Linked DNA regions of Homo sapiens: region 2 is linked to region 1. A link is a contact called in ENCODE Hi-C or POLR2A ChIA-PET data. All regions are on one chromosome and are shown on one strand. The core of a region is the stretch at or near the end of the contact, and the rest is flanking DNA. Distances in the headings are between cores, read along the strand shown. Region 1 has its middle 70 kb from the start of NAB1. Region 2 has its middle 36 kb from the start of GLS.

Evidence for each region. Hi-C counts contacts between places; a loop is a spot of excess contacts on that map. ChIA-PET counts read pairs that join two places held with the same protein, here RNA polymerase II (POLR2A). Pooled maps may share reads with other maps.
Region 2: a loop to region 1 is called in a pooled map, with 9 times the contacts of the local background. The contact joins two enhancer-like sites. A Hi-C loop is called at or near these places in 11 of 50 pooled maps. POLR2A ChIA-PET finds 5 or more read pairs at or near these places in 3 of 52 experiments (AG04450, activated CD4-positive, alpha-beta T cell and activated T-cell).

What each region holds. Positions count from the first base shown.
Region 1 is chr2:190,716,842-190,721,723 of GRCh38, reverse strand. No RefSeq gene overlaps it. Among named protein-coding and RNA genes, the nearest start is that of NAB1, 70 kb to the right of the region's middle. Within about 2 kb of position 2,768, at least 5 of the 41 ENCODE cell types and tissues checked have a DNase peak (open chromatin) inside an H3K27ac peak, as active enhancers do.
Region 2 is chr2:190,841,986-190,846,867 of GRCh38, reverse strand. No RefSeq gene overlaps it. Among named protein-coding and RNA genes, the nearest start is that of GLS, 36 kb to the left of the region's middle. RefSeq lists an enhancer at 2,344-3,543. Within about 2 kb of position 2,832, at least 4 of the 41 ENCODE cell types and tissues checked have a DNase peak (open chromatin) inside an H3K27ac peak, as active enhancers do.

The DNA of each region.
Region 1 (4,882 bases), core at 1,519-4,018:
AAACTTAGCAATGCCTGTCTGTTCAGATTCTTCTTGGCCTCTCTGTGCAGCATTTCTTCCTCCAGGGTATGGCGTAGACCCCATCTGAAATGGGGATCTTGTGACCCACATTCAGACAAAATAGGTCACATAATTTCTTTATGGCCAGCTCCAGGACAGGAAGGAGGGAAAAGACTCCTTCCTTGGGCTGAGAAAAAAGCAGGTGAAAGGAGTGCAGGAAAGGCCGGGAGCAGAGGCTCACACCTGTAATCCCAGCACTTTGGGAGACTGAGGCAGGTGGATCACGAGGTCAGGAGTTCGAGACCAGCCTGACCAACATGGTGAAACCCCGTCTCTACTAAAAATACAATGTCAGAGACAGAGGTTCTATTTTCTGAAGCCTGAATCTGAGGCCAGAAGTACCCAGCATTGTAACGAGGGCTATGGGAGTTAGAAGCCAGGAACTATGGGCGAAAACCAATATATATGGATAATAATACACACACACACACACACACACATAATAATATCACACTCAAGCACCAGGAAGATGTCTAAAGAGAGGATGCATGGGACTAGTGCAAGTGTGTCAAGATTTCTACAAACACTGAAAATGTCTTTGGTGGCTGATAAGGCAGGCTCTCAGAGGCTTCTGACTAAGCTGCTTACCTATATCCTCGAAGCTAACTGGACCTTTGTTTCTTACAAGTGATACATCTCTGAGCTTGACAGTTGCATGCAAACCAGTGAACTGGTCCACAGGGTATTAGAATCACAAATAAATACTCTGTCCACACATCACAAAACTGAAAAGCTTAATTGGCACTATCATAAAAATCACAGGCTTTGATTGTAACACCCTGGCAGTGTATTTGTGAAAAGCTGAGTACAATAGCAACTTTTAATTAGGCAACCTGTTTTTGTATGACACCAAAGCATTTTACAAATCCATTCATTTCAAGAAAAGCCAGGTAATTAATAGAATTATAGATTCTTAGTGTTGAAAGGAAACTATATAGCCTCAAAATGTTGGGACATTCCTCTAATTCCAATGACCCTTAGCACTTGTTCATTTCAGGCAGCATTGCCAGCCATCACTCCATGGATCCTCTCATCTGGAAGTGCTCCACTTCAGAAATCTTAGATTCCAAGATCCACTCTCAGAAAACAACCTCCAGACATTTCTGCCGTCCACACAGTTGCTTCTTCTCCCTCTGGCGCACGGCCACCTGTGCTATCTGCAGCCTCACCGGCATTCCCTGGCCTCGCCCTCTGCACTTCATCCTGACAGGCATGGAGTCTCCTCCTGTCACCCCAGAGCTATGTGGTGTCTTGATTAGGTGACTTTGCCCATGTTGTCATTCAACTTAATATTTATTGATCTATCTCTGTGAGAATCACTTGGCTGGCCCTTTCGTCTGGAGTGTCAGCCTCCTCTCACCTGCCCCCAGGAGGCTTCCTCCTTCTTCTTTTAACTGCTTGCACATCTTTAAGACTCAGCCTTGGAGACACGTCTTTTAAAAAGCCTTGAATGGGCCTGGGAAGTGGCTCACACCTGTAATCCCAGCACCTTCAGAGGCCAAAGTGGGAGGATCACTTGAGGCCAGGAGTTCAAGACTAGCCTGGACAACATGGTGAAAGCCCGTCTCTACTAAAAACACAAAAATTAACCGGGTATGATGGCACACACCTGTAATCCCAGCTACTCAGGAGCCTGAGGCATGAGAATCACTTGAACCTGGGGAGGCTGCAGTGAGCCAAGATTGAACACCACTGCTCTCCAGCCTGGGCAACAGAGCAAGACTCTGTCTCAAGAAAAAAAAAAAAAAAGATACCTTCTCTGACCACTCCCTCTATTCTTCCCTTTCCCATAACACTAAGTCATATGCGCCCAAAACAATTTGTGCACATCTCCATCAGTGAGTGGTTTTCCATGATGGTCATCCTCCCCGACTAGGCTGGTGTATTCTAGTGTGCTCACCTTTGGGGGTCTCTACTACTGATTATTTGCAAGACCTAAGGCAACTTATTTCACTTTGTAAGCTTCTGTTTCCTCAACTACAAAACCAGGTTATTAATAGAAATTGTATGTAAGGAACCTAGCACAATGCTTGATATACAGTAAGTGCAAAGTATGTTAAATGTTTAATAAATTAATGTCATAGGAACACCATTAGAAAACTCCTTAAAAGAAAAATATTTATTTTTTAAGCACTTGTAGGGACAAGGAGCTTGTCCCCTTGTTTGATAATTCTATTTATAGTGTAACTGAAGCCATCGTAGTTTGACTCACACTAGTTTTATTGACAAAAATGAGTGCCCTCTGCCCCTACTCCCAGTGTCCCCTGTTCTGCTAAAGAATCTTGAGACTCTCTCAAGGTGCTCTGTCATGTGTATTCAGAAACTGGTCCCTCTGGGGCAAAGCTGTTCTCAGCTGGTGCCTGTGGCTGCCACCACTGCTGTGGCCTGAGGACAGAAGTCATAACCCTCCTCTGCTTTGCCTCAGGGGTTGGTTGTGGACCTTTCCCCTTAATTCCTCTCAGGACATCAGAAGTCAAAATATTTGAGACACTGATCAGATCACAATAAAGGTTCAGGGACAATGGAAAGGAAACAGAAAACAGAGAATAAGTCAGTGCCAGGCACAGGTCCTTCCCCCTCCAGGAGGAAGTGCCCTGGGGACTCAACAGTCACCTTTCCTGGGAAATCCAGTCAGACTGACTCTAGTCCCAGCATTCTGATTTCCCGCCCCATGACTGACCTCTTCTGAGGACAGCTGGCAGTGAGCAGTTCCAGTCCCTTCAGGGGAAACCCCACCTGCATAATCTCAGGGTGATTCATCGCCAGTGCAATTCCCCAAAGCCCCATCATTCAGTCTTGCCTGTTGCCACTCTGTTGATCATGAAAATCGTGGCTACCACATCTAGTTTACTAAACAATCCTTGTTCGTAGGAAGTACAGGCGTGAAATAATTTATTTTTCTACAGTCACTTGCCTTCAGTTCTGCCATGTTCACGATCTCTCTGCTGAGTTCCCTGACAATATCTTGGTTAGATCTCTAGGGTTCCAGTCACTTTCAAAGATTAACAGCCCGATTCGGTATAGTCTGTGAACGCTGAAGGTCTGAGACAGGGCTCGGTTAATTTAGAAAGTTTATTTTGCCAAGGTTGAGGATGCACCCATGACACAGCCTCAGGAAGTCCTGAAGACATGTGCCCAATGTGGTCGGGGCACAGCTTGGTTTTATACATTTTAGGGAGACATGAGACATCAATCAACATATGTAAGAAGTACATTGGTTCCATCTGGAAAGGCAGGACGACTTGAAGTAAAGGCAGGAAGACTCGAAGCGGGGAGGGAGCTTCCAGGTCACAGATAGCTGATACACAAACGGTTACATTCTTCTGGATTTCTGATTAGCCTTTCCAAAGGAGGCAAGTCAGATATGAATCTATCTCAGTGAGCAGAGGGGAGACTGCGAATAGAATGCGAGACACGTTTGCCCTAAGCAGTTTCCAGCTTGAGTTTTCCTTAGTGATTTTGGAAGCCCAAGATATTTTCCTTTCGCAAGTCCAATTTAAAGCTTCCGTCTGGGTCCAATGCAATGACCAATGTCCACTCCGCCAGCCCTGGCCAGCCCCCACCAGAGGGACTCAGGGTGTGGAGTAGCACACCTGCTCCGGCAGCATCCTCCTCTATTCTGTGCAGTCCTCCCATCTGTGTGGACTAGTGAGGAGGAACAGGAGAGACAGACAAGTGTTTCTCACCTGCCTGGCCAGGGCTGGCAGCTGGTGGCAGACATCCAAATACTGGCTTCCTCACTGATGCTTATGTGAATTTTCCAGAAGCCCCACAGATGCCTCCCACTTCACAGTCTCTACCATCTGCTCCTACCCTTGGTGATTCACCCCACTGGTTTTTATTGTTGTTGTTGTTACCAGGGTCCACTTTCCTGGCAGCCAGTTCTCTTGGGTGGGATATGGGTGAGACAGGCTCAAGGCTGGCTGCTTTCTATGCGTTCCTTTGATCTGTGAAATCACACTTCCATCACCAAATGCTAAATGGTAGGCATGGGAGCTGCAGCACTCTACCCTTTCTCTCTGCCTCCTTCCAATTCTCTTTTCTACTTGTCACATTGGACAGAGGTGGGCCAGGCCGTCTACGTATAAGCAGACATCAAATTGGTGAGTGAGGAGGGAGCAGGAAAAGCACCTCCTCACTCTGCAGCCCCCCCAAGGAAGCAGATGACTCACCAACAGTCTCTCCTCTTGCCCCGATCTGTTTATATGGACTGGAAGCAGGTGGTAGAGATGAAGATTAGGGAAGCAGAGGAAGTTCAGCCACTTCTTAACCAGCCCTGAAAGGGATTCCTGATCCCCATTCATTTACTTTTCTTAATTGTTTGCTCCTTGACACTTCTTTGCCTCAGCTTTGGATTCCAGTTGTCAATTCCAGAGCAACAAGAAAAATGCCGGCCGGGCGCGGTGGCTCACGCCTGTAATCCCAGCACTTTGGGAGGCCGAGGCGGGAGGATCACGAGGTCAGGAGATCGAGACCATCCCGGCTAAAACGGCGAAACCCCGTCTCTACTAAAAATACAAAAAATTAGCCGGGCGTAGTGGCGGGCGCCTGTAGTCCCAGCTACTTGGGAGGCTGAGGCAGGAGAATGGCGTGAACCCGGGAGGCGGAGCTTGCAGTGAGCCGAGATCCCGCCACTGCACTCCAGCCTGGGCGACAGAGCGAGACTCCATCTCAAAAAAAAAAAAAAAAAAAGAAAAATGCCTACCAGTGTTGTGTTGTCACTATGAAACCCTAGACATTGTAGTAGGGCCTTTATACACAGAATCTCTATGTAAGCCTCAAAACCTTATTTTTTGCCCTAATTTTGTTGGTTAGGAAATAG
Region 2 (4,882 bases), core at 1,583-4,082, 130 kb before region 1:
TCGCTGTTTAAACCTCTTCATTCAAGCGTAATGGAATGTTCAAGTGGAAGTTTTGGCTGATGTCCTAATGTGAAACGTAACGGGTACCCAAGAAAATTGTGAATTTATGAATTTTAGAGTGATACTAGTAAAAGTTACAGTACTCTTAGAGTCCTTACTCACATCAATGGCATGAAAGGGTGTTTTTACTAGGCATTTGTAGAAGTGATATATTTTTTAAAAGGGGACACCCACTTCACAGAATCTCGAACTCACTGTGAAGGGAGTATCACCTCCACTTTTATCTCAAGTCAAGGGAGAATCTTAAAGTGAACCAACAAAGTGAACTCTTAGTATATAAGGGTAAGAAGAAAAGTCAAGTTTCTACAGAGAGGAAGGGGAAAGCAAGACCCACTGAATAAATTTAAGTTAGTGAGGGAAGAGAAAAAAGAAAGTTGTTTTTCTGATTACATTGCACATGTTAGTGCTTGTTCAGTTCACTGACTACACATGCAAGCACCATTTAGCCTATGACCTTATGGTTAGTGTTTTTAGGGCAGTTTTTATCCATTAAGTATTTTTCGTGGTGATTTCTGTTTTATTAAATTGTTTTTAGTACAGAATCCTATCAAACACTTCCAAAAACATTATATCTATTGCTATGCTTAGCAAGACATTTAGTTTTTTTTGTTCTCTAAGAAGTCTAAAATGTTATTTAGACAGGATTTCCCCCGATAAAATAAAATATATTTTCTACCAACATTAAGTGTGTACAAGTTTTCAATGATCTTTTATTCCACAGTAGATGCCATCATTAAACCTTAGAAAGAGATGAGACTGCGCCGCTCCCCTGCCCTTTTAAAAAATCAATAAAAGACAGAATAATAAGCTGAGAAAGAGAAGTCAGAGAGGTAGAACTCTCCAAAAAGCCAGGGGAAGTTTAAAGAAAGAAGGTCAATAGAGTCAAATGATGCAGAGATGTCAAGGATAGAAACAGAAATTATTGTGATTTAGTGAGTCAAAGTGACCTTTTTGTGTCTTTGAATCGAGGGGTGAGATGTAATACAATAGTGCAGAGCGTGGAGGAGTAAATGACAGGTGAGCAAGGGAGGATAAAGAGGAGCAGTGCTTTTTCAACAAGTTTGTGGAGGGAAAACTTTTGTGTTTTTAAAGTAAGGAGACTTATGTCTCCTTGAAGGCTGAGGAAGACAAAACATAGAAAGTGCAGGACTAAAGGGGTGAGCGTGTAAATGGGGTATGGCTGGAACCTGGAGGATAGAAAAGGAGAGGAGGATGGGGTATGTGTGGAAAGAATCACACAGCAGAAAACACGCAAAGATAGAGGTAAATCAAAGGGGAAGACAGAAGCTGAAGGAGTTTGCCACTCTTGGTCTCAGTTTTCTATGTGGGGTAGGTGGTAGTTTTATTTGCTGAGTGGGTATGTGAGTGGAATAAGGTTGCCCCTTCACAAGGGAGAGTGGAAGCTGAAATTCCCAAGGGAACATCTTTTTCTATTTCTTACAAAGGCACCATAAGGAGTAGCTATGGCCTTTGGTAAGAACTTTAATATTAATAAAAGTGGCGAAATATTGGAAAAATATCTGTTTCTAAGGAGTCGTTCTATAAATGGTTAGCTAATTCGTTGTAGATGACCTAAGCATGATCACAATTTGATCTAATTCCTCTAATTTGTTTTTGCAGAAGCAAAATGTGGCTTGGGAATCCCCTGATCCTCCTAAAGCAAGACATTAAATTTGGGCTTATTATATTTCAACTGGACTCTACCATTTAGTGATTTTAGAGTCTTCTAGTATTCATTTTTGAGTCCCTCAAGATACTCAAGTATACTTCTTGAGTTTTTTTTTGACATGTCTAAATTTTAGTTGATACATTTAACACATGTGCTTCTGTGATACCTTCTTACTTTTTGAAAATTGCCTTTCCTTGTATAGCATTGTTCTTTATATTACCAGTCTCATTTAGCCTTTTTTTTTTGGAAGAAACTGATCTGATCTTTTTATTAGTTTTTTTTTCCCCCTGCGGGTTAGGATTCTTTTAATGGTCTATTATTTTAATTTTTTCACTTTTCTCATGGACAATCTCCACATTTTATGTCATTTCTTTTTCTTGAAGTAACTAACCTTGAATGGAAAAATTGGTATTTTTCTTTTCCCACCAGCATGTTGAATCATCCATTTGTCTGGTAACTTGAGACAGCCGGTAGAGGAGTCACAAGAGTAGGTACCTTTCCATGAGCTCACCTCTGTTCCACTCCCATCTCATAAAGGGTGTGACAGATACTTCACAGAAGGCAAGGAGAAAACAGGTCAGAAGTATGTTATTGGGGGCTTAGCACTGATTTTGGTTCTGACAAGCTGGCCACTCAGAGACAGCAGTAGCTATGTCTGTCTCAGTATGTGGTAGACCATGCTGTTGGGCCCATATATATATAGCCTCCATGCCTGCCACTGGGGCTACTTCATTCACGTACCCACTGTGTCAGTTCTGGGATGACTAAAATCAACTGGGTGAGTCATTTTGTCTACTTATCTGTTGAGTACTTTTTTCATGGTAGTTGCTATTTGCTGAACATTAAGGGACAATACAAAAAATCTTCACACTTCATGCCCCCTCCCATGTTTGTTCACAGATTCAGCAATTTGTCTTTTACTTTGGAGGTAATGGCCAGTGGACTCCTAAATATTTCACTGTACTAGCAGGTCCTGAGTCTTTGTAGAGTTCATCTTCCACCCTTTGGAGCATGTATCTAACCAAGGCTTCTAGCATACTGGCCACCTCTTCCTCTTTTGTCCAGTCATCATGATTTTATTGATGTGATGAATCAGGGTGGTGTTCTGAGGGACTCATAGGTGATTCAGACCTTTTCAGACAAAATTATGGCAAAGGGTAAGAGTGTTACCATAGCCCCAAGACAAAATCGGAGATCAATATTATTGTCTATTTCATCTGAATTCAAACCTTTTCTGATCTTCTTTCCTAATTGGAATGGAAAAGAATATGTTGTCCAAATCAATGGCTAAAAACTAGGTACCTGAAGTTTTATTAATCTGCTTAGCACAGTATCACATCTGGCACAGTAACTATAATCATCAGGTTTACTACTTGATTAAGTCTGTAATAGTACACAGTTATTCTCCAGGACCCAGCTGGTTTCTGCACGGACCACATTGGTGAGTTAAACAGAAATGGAGTGATTACTACTCCTGCATCATTTAAGTTTTTAATTGTAGCAATCATTTCTACCATCTCATGGGATATGATAGTATTTGTTTGTTTGTTTGCTTGCTTGTTTGTTTGTTTTGAGACAGAGTCTCGTTCTGTCACCCAGGCTGGTGTGCAGTGGCGCCATCTCAGCTCACTGCAACCTCTGCCTCCCGGGTTCAAGCAGTTCTCCTGCCTCAGCCTCCTGAGTACCTGGGATTACAGGCACGTGCCACCACGCCTGGCTAATTTTTGTATTTTTAGTAGAGAAGAGGTTTCTCCATGTTGGTCAGGCTGGTCTTGAACTCCCGACCTCAGGTGATCCGCCTGCCTCGGCCTCCCAAACTGCTGGGATTACAGGCATGGGACACTGTGCCTGGCGATACTGTTTTTTTAATTTATTATCTTGGCTAGGGTTTGGGGACAGTTTCAGAGGTTTCCACTTAACCTCTTCCCCTATGATAGCCCAAGGACCGAATGTGGGAGTTATTCCAAATGCTAAGCCAATTCCAATGATATTCTCAGGAACTTGGGAAATGACCACTGAGTCGATTCCTGAATCCAGTGGGTGAAATTTTAGCCAACTCGTTTATTACCTGGCCCTGTAGACCACCACACTAGTGGAGGTGGAGGGGACCATAACCATGCTTTGAATCTCTAGATATCAGTATTATCTCTGCTTCTGACTAATAATCCTAAAAATGTTTATTTGTAGGCACCATCCACCCTCCCCATGCATTTTAAATGCCTGCATCATCATATTTGCTACAGCATTTTACTTCACCAGGATATTTTTCCAGGTCATCATGAGTGAAGTCTTGAGCCACTGAGCCACTACCACCTTGTGCCAAATACTATCTGTGCCCTGCCTGCCAACCAGGATGACAACCCTTCACCTGCCAGGTGGTGAGTGAGCCAGTCCCAAATTCCTACTTTGTCACCTGTTTTCTCAGCCCATTTCTCAACATCAGTACCATTGGTGTTGACTTGGGTCCTCCAAGAGTCAGGCTTCAAGATAGGATAGAGGAAAAAGAGGTTTGTTAGGGGCAATGTCTGTGAGAGAAAAATAAGGTAGGTAGGGGGTAGAAAATGAAGGCCAGGAGAACCGTCAGACTGCACAACCCAGGCCTGACCTGGTTGGATGAGTGAAAAAAAGGAAGAGAATTGGGAGAATCACCCTAGACTTCAGTTTAGCTCTAAGAAAGTTTGGCAAATATTGGGAAATCTTAGAGTCAAAGTTGCCTATCAGAGGAGCTCTGTGACTCTCAGAAGCAGGTCTGCCTTAGTATCCCTATATTGCTCAGTCATTGGCTAAAAGCAGCCTGTAGGAAGCACGAATTTGGCTCAAATACAATGATGATTTCAGAGCACAGCAGCCAAGGGTGCCCACAGGCAGAAATCTGAAAGGTGCATTTTCATAGTTACCACAGATCAGAACAGTTGGAGGATCGTGAAGAAGAGCAATAATTATTTTTGTAGGCAAATAATAATAGATAACCGGTATGCAAGAAGAAAAGATGATCTTTCGTGAAACAAGGTACATTCTCTCCTCCTTTGGGTTGACCTGTCAGTTCACTGACATGAATCTATTGGTTGAAAGCTGATTAAGCAGCAAAGGTCTACACACAGTACGAATACCCAGAAAGAGCAAATGTAGATCATTGCAATGTCCTTGAGTGAC